Linked DNA regions of Homo sapiens: region 1 is linked to region 2. Evidence: read pairs that join two places in POLR2A ChIA-PET (ENCODE). Cell type or tissue: endothelial cell of umbilical vein. All regions are shown on one strand. Links, peaks and the distances in the headings refer to the core of each region. The heading gives the core; the rest is flanking DNA. Region 1 overlaps ARCN1 (archain 1 coat protein complex I subunit delta). Region 2 has its middle 48 kb from the start of DDX6.

Region 1 (5,319 bases), core at 26-5,025, 160 kb after region 2:
CACAATAAGGCAACTCTCATAGGAAACTGAGGTCATGACATAATTTATAACTCTCTTTTATACAAAAGGAAAAACACCACATTCAGATTTCTTCTTTATCCTCATATTGTATGTGGCCAAATGTAACATCATATCTTACTTCATCAAGTCCTTCTTTATTTACAGCTTTCCAAGAAATCAGATTATGACTTCAAAGATAGACACATATACACCCTTCACCTGGTATTCTAAAGTACACTGGATTATACCTGGCTGGTGCAGGTGCCACTTTTGGTTTATCAGTTTCAATGATGGTCTCTGTGATCATGGCAGCTGTGCTGCCTCCAGATACTGCAGAGCTGCCAAATCCGCCAAATCCTGGTGCTTTTTTGCCCTGTCTCTCTGCATCTCTTCGGGCCTGTTGTAATTCCTTTGCTTTACGACGCATCTCAGCCTTAGCTTCACGTTCTTGAGTCTACAGAAAAAGACATACATTAATGTAGCTTTTTTTTTTGGGTTTTTGTTGAGACAGGGTCTCACTCTGTGACCCAGGCTGGAGTGCAAGTGGCACAATCACAGCTCACTGCAGCCTCAACTTCCTGGGCTCAAGTGATCCTCCCATCTCAGCCTCCCAAGTAGCTGGGACCCACATGCACGTGCTACCATGCCTGGCTAATTTTTTTTTTACTTTTTATAGAGACAGGGTCTCACTACGCTGTCCAGTCTGGTCTTGAACTCCTGGACTCAAGTGATACTCCCACTTCCGCCTCCCAAAGTGCTGAGATTACAGACATGAGCCACTGTGCCTAGCCTGGACATAGTTTTGAATACAGTCTACATTAGTAAGTAAAAATAGGAAAATGAGATTAGTGAAGCCTAAGAGAAAGACATACAAACAGGTAGTCCCAGAGAAGATCCTATTTACCTCTCTGACGGCTCTGAACACCTTCTCCTCATGAGAATCCATTTCTGTGAAGGTTCTGATCTGTGCCAAGTTAACATTCTCCCGGTATCCCAGTGCGACAATTTCATCAAAAGCAAAAATCAAATCAAAACAGTGCTCAGATATTTCATTCTCTTCTAAGGCTCGGCAATATTCAGGGATCTAAGCGTGGACACCAATAAAAAAGAAAGATTTAGAATTTATCAGCAGCTATATTTCCAAGTCTTATCCTTTAGAGTACATAAATTTCAATAACCTAAATCCCTTTATTAGCTACTTCTAGTCTTTATTTTATTTTTTGGGACAGAGTCTCGCTCTGCTGCCCACGCTGGAGTGCAGTGGTGCCATCTCGGCTCACTGCAACCTCCATCTCCTGGGTTTAAGTGATTCTCCTGCCTCAGCTTCCGGAGTAGCTGGGACTACAGGTGTGTACCACCACGCCCAGCTAATTTTTGTATTTTTAGTAGAGACGGGGTTTCACCATGTTGGCCAGGCTGGTGTTGAACTCCTGACCTCAGGTGATCCGCTTGCCTCAGTCTCCCAAACTGCTGGGATTACAGGCGTGAGCCACTGCGCCCAGCCTAACTCCCTGATTTTTTTTTTTTTTTTTTTTTTAAGACAAAGTCTAACTCTGTCACCCGGTCTGGAGTGCAGTGGCACGATCTCGGCTCACTGCAACCCCCACCTCCTGGGTTCACGCAATTCTCATGCCTCAGCCTCCTGAGTAGTAGGATTATGGGTGCCCGCCACCATGCCCAGCTAATTTTTTTGTATTTTGAGTAGAGACGAGGTTTCACCACGTTGGTCAGGCTGGTCTCAAACTTCTGACCTCAGGTGATCCACCCGCCTCAGCCTCCCAAAGTGCTGGGATTACAAGCGTGAGCCACCACGCCCAAGACCCTGATTCTTACAGCCGGGTGCAGCGGCTCATGCCTGTAATCCCAGCACTTCGGGACGCCAAGATAGGCAGATCACCTGAGGTCAGGAGTTCGAGACCAGCCTGGCCAACATGGTGAAACCCCGTACAAAAATTAGCCAGGCATGGCGATGCACATCTGTAATCTCAACTACTCGGGAGGCTGAGGCCAGAAAATTGCTTGAACCTGGGAGGTGGAGGTTGCAGTGAGCCGAGATTGCACCATTGCACCACTGCACTCCAGCCAGGGCAAGAGCGAGACTCCGTCTTTAAAAAAAAAAGAATCAGGGTCTTGCTGTGTTGCCCACACTAAAGTATAATGCCTGTGCACTTGAACTCCTGGCCTCAAGCAATCCTTCTGCCTCAGCCTCCTGAGTAGCTTGGACTACAGGCACATGCTACCGCACCTGGCCTTAGCCTTCATTTTAAGCAAGACTTTGGCATAAAGTCTTAAAAGGTGTGTGTGTGTGTGTGTGTGTGTGTGTGTCTGTCTGTCTGTCTGTCTCTGGATCAGTAAGTCTTACCTAAGTCTTCATTTTAAGCAAGACTTTGGCATAAAGTCTTAGAAGAGGGGTGTGTGTGTGTGTGTCTGTCTCTGGATCAGTAAGTCTTACCTAAAAAACATTACCTAAAAAGCATAGCCAAACAAGTGTCAGAACTAGAACGGCAGATTAGAACAACTGCTTAAGAACTGGGAAATGAAACAGTAGTTCCCATATTCTTTTGAGACATCTATAGTCTAAGAGGACACCCAATAAATGTCTGCTGAATAAACAAGGTGCTGCAGCAATAAGTCGCTGGGGTGCGGAGTAGGAACCTGCAAACTGGTTAGCATCAGCTGCTTTGGAGGAAAAACTAGTTTCACATAAAATGTAAAACAAAAAGTGGAACCCAGTATTATAGCAGTACTCTTACCACTCTTGAGAAGAGCCTTAGGGTCTCCAAATCTTCTAAAATGTTGCTGTTTTTGGTAGTGATCAGTACCATATACAGTTTCTCCATAGGCTGGTAGACATATCTTACACTCTCTGTTTCAACAAACGTATGTTGTTTTCCAGTGTTCATGAGCTTTGGAAAAGCTGCTAATAAGCCCTCAATCCGAGTTCGGGTCATTTCCACAAACTGTCGAGAAACAATAGCCTTTCCTGCTTTTGTGCAGACCGCTGCTGCCAACAGCACCTGCCAGGAACATATGCATAAGTAAGTACTAATTATTTCTTCACATCTGTTTTCTCAGCATCTCAGGAAATGTTCCATAGAATGACATATTTATTTAGTGACATGACTAGTAGTAGTATTATTTTTAAGACAGGGTCTCACTCTGTCACCCATGCCGGAGTGCAATGGCAAGACCACAGCTCACTACAACCTCAAACTCCTGGGCTCAAGAAATCCTGAGTGGCTGGGACTACAAGTGTGTGCCACCAAGCCTCGCTAATTTTTAAAAAGCTTTTAGTAGAGACAGTATCTCGCTATGTTTCCCAGGCTGGTCTTGAACTCCTGGGTTCAAGCGATCCTCCTGCCTTGGCCTCCCAAAGTGCTGGGATTATAGGCGTGAACTACCACGACCAGCTGACATGACAAGTAATAGAATACTGACTTTCACGGGCACAGTGGCTCACACCTGTAAACTCAGCACTTTGGGAGGCCAAAGCGAGTGGATTACTTGAGGTCAGGAGTTCGAGACCAGCCTGACCAACATGGTGAAACCCCATCTCTACTAAAAATACAAACACATTAAGAGACTTAGACATGTCAATCAATCACAATGTATAAATCAAATTTGAACAGTGACTGAATAATTGATAATATTAAAAATTATTGCTAATTTTTTAGGTGTGAAAATATGCTATCATGGTAATATATTTTTATGTAAGGAATACTTATATATTTTTAAAAAAGAGTTGTGTAGTTTTGAATCCTTCCATAGTCTCTCATATTAAAGGTGCTCCCTCAATGACTTTATATTGAACTAAAATAATTGTCTGGGATACATCTTATCTTCAAACTACGCTAGTTTTGCATGTAGTACTAACAAAAGGTCACTGGATTTAGTAATTATCCTGAGGATCAGAATTCACAATTTCTTTCTTTTTTTTTGGAGACAGGGTCTCACTTTGTCACCTAAGCTGGACTGTAATGGTGCAATCTTGGCTCACCGTAGCCTCAACTTCTGGGCTTGAACAATCCTCCTGCCTCAGCCCCCTGAAAGGAGCTGGGACTATAGGCAGGTGCCATCATGCCTGGCAAATTTTTGTATTTTCGGTAGAAGTGGGGTTTCACCATGTTGCCCAGGCTGGTCTTGAACTTCTGGACTCAAGTGATCAGCCCACCTTGGCCTCCCAAAGTGCTGGGATTACAAGCATGAGTCACCACGCCTAGCCAGAACTCACAATTTCATGTGTTGAATATCAGTTACAAAATATTCCTTTTAAAAGCAACTATCCTAATATTATATAAATGGGTTTTTATGACTTGGGATAAAATTTCCCAAACTGCCAATATATCACACATGGATTCAAAACTGCTAAATACCAAACTGATGATTCAAAAAGTGGCCCCAGTGATGACATGATGTTCATAAAGAATCTAGAAAAAATTGTTTTATTAATATGAAAATGGAAAAAAGTAATTATTTCTAAATTAAACTTTATTTATTTAAAACATATACATATAAGTGAATTATTAACTATTTTAAGAACATATTTGACTATTTTTGCTACCTTTTTTTTTTTTAAGATGGAGTTTTGCTCTTGTTGCCCAGGCTGGAGTGCAATGGCAAGATCTCCGCTCACTGAAACCTCCACCTCCCAGGTTCAAGTGATTCTCCTGTCTCAGCCTCCCGAGTAGCTGGGATTACAGGCGCCTGCCACCACGCCCGGCTAATTTTTTTTTTTTTTTTTGTATTTCTAGTAGAGATGGGGTTTCACCATGTTGGTTGGCCAGGCTGGTCTCAAATGCCTGACCTCGGGTGATCTGCCCACCTCGGCCTCCCAAAGTGCTGAGATTACAGGCATGAGCCACCGCCCGGCCTATTTTGGCTGCATTTTAAAAAGTTTATACAATTGGCAAAAAGCTTTCCTTCTTAATAGTTTCATCAGAAAAGTAGGGAATTCCCTTATATTTGGGATCATTTCACATTGGTTTCTCCTTTTCCTAAAGACTTAGAACTAGTGTCCCAAATTTGCAAAGAACCAAGCTGATATTAGAAAAACTAAATGACTGGGAGTGAGAAAATCTATTTTCTAGTTTTGTTCTTCTATTTACTATCTGCCTGACCTTCAGTTACCCAACCTCTCTTAACCTCGTTTCTTTTCCTATAAAATGCAGCATTATCTAATGACCTTACAAGCTATTATGAGGGCCAAATGACTATAATGAAACTGTACTTCAGAAGTGCTATACAACTTGTAGCACATATATTCATGATGTAAAACAGCACCATTAGTAATAATAAACATGCATCTCATGAAAAAAATTT
Region 2 (5,378 bases), core at 314-5,313:
ATATAAAAATTAGCTGGGCGTGGTGGTGCATGCCTGTAGTCCCAGCTACTTAGGAGGCTAAGGCACAAGAATTGCTTGAACCCGGGAGAGGGCGGTTGCAATGAGCCAAGATTGCGCCACTGCACTCCAGCCTGGGTGACAGAGCAAGACCCTATCTCAAAAAACAAAAGAAATGGATCATAGACCTAAAAGTAGAACATGAAACTATAATTTCTGGAAGAAAACGAGAGAATCCGTGACCTGTTTGGGTTTGGCAGAAAGCTGAACATGCGATGTTATGGAGAAGATTGATAAGCAGCTGTTAAAATCTTCTTATCAATTAAGTGAGCTGTGGAGGATATAGAATAAGTAGTAACTTAGAATAATAGGAATTAGAATTTAGTTCAAGTAAATTCAGAAGTTAAGGAGAAAGCTGGGCCCAGTGGCACACGTAGTCCCAGCTACTCAGAAGGTTAAGTCTGGGGGATCGCTTGAGTACCTGCAGTTCAAATCCAGTTTGGGCAACATAGATCCTGTGTGTGTGTGTGTGTGTGTGTGTGTGTGTGTGTGTGTGTGTGTCTCAAAAAAAAATGTTAAGGAGACTTCAAAGATTTACAGATTGTACATTGGAAAAGTACATTGGCCAGTCACAGTGGCTCACACCTGTAATCCCAACATTTTGGGAAGCCGAGGTGGGGGTATTACTTGAGGTCAGGAGTTTGAGACCAGCCTGGCCAACGTGGTGACACCCTGTCTCTACAAAAATGCAAAAATTGGCCAGATGCAGTGGCTCATGCCTGTAATCCCAGCACTTTGGAAGGCCAAGGCAGGCAGATCACGAGGTCAGGAGTTCGAGACCAGCCAGGGCAACATAGTGAAACCCCGTCTCTACTAAAAATACAAAAATTAGCCGGGCATGGTGGTGCATGCCTGTAATCCCAGCTACTCGGGAGGCTGAGGCAGGAGAATCACTTGAACCTGGGAGGCGGAGGTTGTGGTGAGCCAAGATCGTGCCACTGCACTCCAGCCTGGGCAACAGAACGAGACTCCGTCTCTAAAAAAAAAAAAAAAAGTCCAAAAAAATAAGCCAGGCATGGTGGTGGGCACCTGTAATCCCAGCTACTTGGGAGGCTGAGGCAGAGAATTGTTTGAACCCGGGAGGCGGAGGTTGCAGTGAGCCGAGATCGTGCCAGTGCATTCCAGCCTGGACGACAGAGCGAGACTCCGTCTCGAGAAAAAAAAAAAAAAAAAAAGCCGGGCATGGTGGCATGCACCCTGTAAATTCAGCTGTTCAGGAGGCTGAGGCAGGAGAATCACTTGAACCCAGGAGTCGAGGTTGTATTGAGCCGAGACCGTGCCACTGCACTCCAGCCTGGGCAGAGTGAGACTGTCTCAACAAAAAAAGTCAAGTCAGATAACCTGTCTCCAAATTCAGTTCTTTCACTGCACTACCCTGTCTATAAAGGAATGTGGGGGGACATGTCTTCAATCAGAGGAGCAAAGAGAACGGATATGAAAATCACTTAACAGTACTGTACAGTCTGGTCTAAGGTCAGACTTCCTTGTAGACTCTGTGGGAAAGTATTGATTCTTAGATTCCCCGGTTGTCTTTCCATTATCTCATTAATCTAATTACAGAATAGAGAGTGTAGCAGGTGCCTACATCTTCAGGGCTGTTCTCTAAGCTCACTGTCTCCACAGATTGGCCCGTATGAACCACACTAACATTCCCTTTGGTCCCTGGCTTCCATTTGGGTTTGCTCACCAGGGATTCCCCCCAGGAAATCAGTGGGAAGGAAGACAGTAAGGTCCTCTAATTCCCTAATTAGAGTGTGTCTGCCTCTAATTCCCTCCCTGCAAGATTGTCTCTAGCTGCTTCGTCCTTCAGCGTGAGGTCTCTTACTGAGTCTGAATCTACATGACTCTTGCCTCATTTTCTGGTAACTGTTGCCTCCCTTTGTTAAGTTCTGCTACATAAGTCCTCTTCAAATTATGCTATTACAAGTGCGCCATCTGTTTCTTTTTGGGATCCAGACTGATAGAGTAATTGGTACCAGAAGTGGCCCTGGGAAACAGACTCTTAAAATTAGATCTGGGATTGGGTTAGTCATACTTGAAGAGCTCAATAACCTCCTCATGGGAGGTGGTGGAGGGGAGGCCGGGAATGGGACATGAGTGATCCATGGCATACAGTGGTGTCACAATTCAAATTTTGACTGGTGGTACCATGGGATGGAGTGAGGTAAAGGGCAAGGCATGGGGAAAGGGAGCTGTGACAATTATAGTGACAATAGGCCCTCGAGTGCATGCAGAAGAATAAGAGAAATAAAAATTAGGGACATGCCAGCTGGGTGCGGTGGCTCACACCTGTAATCCCAACATTTTGGGAGGCTGAGGCAGGTGGATCACCTGAGGTCAGGAGTTCGAGACCAGCCTGGCCAACATGGTGAAACCCCCATCTCTACTAAAAATACAAAAATTAGCTGGGCATGGTGGTGGGCGCCTGTAATCCCTCGCTACTCTGGAGGCTGAGGCAGGAGAATCACTTGAACCCAGGAGGTGGAGGTTGCAGTGAGCTGAAATCGCACCATTGCACTCTAGTCTGGGTGACAAGAGCAAGACTGTCTTAAAAAAAAAAAAAAAGAAGGAACATGCAATTAACATTCAAAGAGAAAGAGAAGGCCTCCTTGGGAGTTTTGGTGAAGGGCCCTTATCTGTAGATATTTTTGGTGTTAGCTAATTGATTCCACTGTCCCTAGGACTGAAATAGATGGCAGCCTTTGAAAATCAAGTTTTACTTGATTTGTATAAACAGAAAAGCTCTAGATCTGTTGAAGAGAATTCTGACTTGAGCTAGTCTGTTGAACTCCCCTCAACAAGGCCAGTTCCTTGAATAAAAGGGAATCTGAATCTGGGTCCCCCTTCTAGCCTTTTTTTTTTTTAGACGGAGTCTCGCTCTGTTGCCAGGCTGGAGTGCAGTGGCGCGATCTGGGCTGACTGCAACCTCTGCCTCCTGGGTTCAAGCGATTCTCCTGCCTCAGCCTCCCAAGTAGCTGGGACCACAGGCACGTGCCACCACACCCGGCTCATTTTTTGTACTTTTAGTAGAGACGGGGTTTCACCATGTTGGCCAGGATGGTCTCGAATTCCAGACCTCGTGATCCGCCCGCCTCGGCCTCCCAAAGTGCTGGGATTACAGGCGTGAGCCACCAGGCCCGGCCTTCTAGCCTTATCCCAAAAGGGCTTGTGACTGTTTACCAGGGAGACAAGGGAAGAGGAAATAGACGTTTGAGGACTACTGTAGACCCAGAATAATACGGCTCAGAGTAAAGACTATGCTGGTCAAGTGATCCATGGAGTTTTGGCTTGGGCCCATCTCACAGTTGGCCTAGTGGGTCCCTGAACCCAGGTCCACACAGCATAGTGGGAATGGACAGCCTCAGCAACTGACAGAATCCCCAATTTAGTTCCCTGACCCATGAAATAAGGAATATTATGACAGAAAAGGTTAAATGGAAGACAGCAGAACTGCCTCTTTCAAAATAGTAAACCAAAAACAACACTGCATTCCTGAAAAGACTGAAGCGGTTAGTACCATCAACAAAGACTTAGAAAGTGCCGGATGGTGGTTCCTGCCATTACTCCACTCAACGCACATATTTTGTTTGTTCAGAAGATAAAGGATCATCAAGAACGACAGTGGATTATTGTAAACTTAATCATGTGGTGACTTCAGTGCAATCTGCTGTCCCAGATACTGTGTTCTGTTTGTCTTTTTACGGAAGCAAATCAACATCCCCTGCCACCTGGTATGTAGCTATTGATGTAGTGAACGTGCTTTTTTTTTTTTTTTTTTTTTCCCCCAGACCTGATAGTAAACACTACCAAAAGCCATTTTCTTTCAGCTAGCAGGACCAGCAATACAACTTCGTTGTTGTATGTCAGGGCTCTATTATCCCTCTACGTAGTGTGCAGAGACCTTCATCACCTCTAAATTCTATGGGGTATCATGCTGATCCACGGTATCATGGACGTGGTGAGCAGGATGTAGCATCTGCCCTGGATACTTTAGTAAAACTCAAGCCTGCCAGAGGATAGAAAATAAATCCAACAAAAAATCATGAACCTGCCTCCTCAGTGAAATTCCTGGGGATCCAGTGGGCTGGGCCATGTTGCAATAATCCCTTTCTAGGTAAAGGATAAATTACTGCATTGGCCCCTCCTGCCACTCAGAAAGAGGCACAATGCTTAGTAGGCCCCTTTGGATTCTGGAGGTAATATATATTTGGGTGTGGTACTTCAACCCATCTGCTGAGAAATCTGAATTGTTGCCATTTTTTAGGGTGGCCCAGAACAAGAGAAGGCTCTGAAACAGGCCCAGGCTGCATTACAAGTAGCTCTGCCACTTGTGTCTTATGGTCTGGCAGAAGTGTCTATGGCTGACAGGAATGCTTATATGGAGGCTTTGAAAGGCTTTTTCAGATGTGTGGTAGCACAGCCCTTTAGGAATGTAAAGAAAAGCTATGCCGCCGTCTACAGGTAACATTCTCCTTTTTTTCCCCCTTTTTAAATATATAATTATTCTTTAACGTAGTGATGGGGGCTTGCTATGTTGCTCAGGTTGGTCTCGAACTCCTGGGCTCAAGTGATCCTCCCGTCTCGGCCTCCCAAAGTGCTGGGATTACAGGCATGGGCCACTGCACCCAGCTTCATTCTGCTTTTGAGAAGCAACTTCTGGCTGGGTATCAGGCCTTATTAGAGCCTGGACTCTTGACTGAGAGTTACCAGGTTACCATATAACTGGAGCTGCCCATCATGAACTGGGTGTTGCTTGGCCTATCAAGTTATAGGGCAACTTTGGGCTCTCCTGGTCCAGAGGTCTGAGCTCCTAGAGGAGGAATACCTCTGTCAGGGAACTCAACAATGGTTCCATTAAATTGAAAATTGAGACAGCCACGTGCCTATTTTGGGCTTTTTATGCTAATGAACCAACAAGCAAAGCACTGTTGGGATGATTGATGCTGATGTGAAAGGTGAAATTGGGTCATGACCACACAAAGAAAATAAGGAAGAATATATCTGGAATGCAGTAGATCCCTCAGGGCTACCATAAATGTGATAAATGTTGATGGAAAATGACAACAACTAGGTAGGCTGTACCACTAACAGACCCTTCAGGAATGAAGTTTCAGATCTTATCACCAGGCAAGGAATCAGGACTAGCCAAGATATTTGCAGAAAGCAAAGGAAATGCAGAATGGGTGGTGGAAGAAGGCAGTTATAAATACCATTTATGACCACATGACCAGTTGCAGAAATGAGATTATAGTTATGAGTATTTCTTCCTTATTTTATCATAAATCTTGTAAGTATATATGAACCAATTCTTTCCTTTTCAT

What was found. ChIA-PET counts read pairs that join two places held together with the same protein. Peaks named below come from ENCODE experiments on the same cell type or tissue, not always from the same donor. Only the 100,000 strongest peaks of a DNase experiment are listed, where the experiment ranks them.
Region 1: POLR2A ChIA-PET joins it to region 2 with 6 read pairs; 2 of 35 experiments call an interaction of 5 or more read pairs at or near these places.

Annotation. Positions count from the first base shown.
Region 1 is chr11:118,578,944-118,584,262 of GRCh38, reverse strand. ARCN1 (archain 1 coat protein complex I subunit delta) reads right to left here. Exons shown (of 10, transcript NM_001655.5): 2 at 2,754-3,017; 3 at 905-1,084; 4 at 249-454. Among named protein-coding and RNA genes, the nearest start is that of ARCN1, 9.2 kb to the right of the region's middle. In endothelial cell of umbilical vein, for the core only: no CTCF peak of the experiment used is centred there; a DNase peak (open chromatin) is centred at 2,982; H3K27ac peaks cover 1,462 bases.
Region 2 is chr11:118,740,834-118,746,211 of GRCh38, reverse strand. No RefSeq gene overlaps it. Among named protein-coding and RNA genes, the nearest start is that of DDX6, 48 kb to the left of the region's middle. In endothelial cell of umbilical vein, for the core only: no CTCF peak of the experiment used is centred there; no DNase peak of the experiment used is centred there.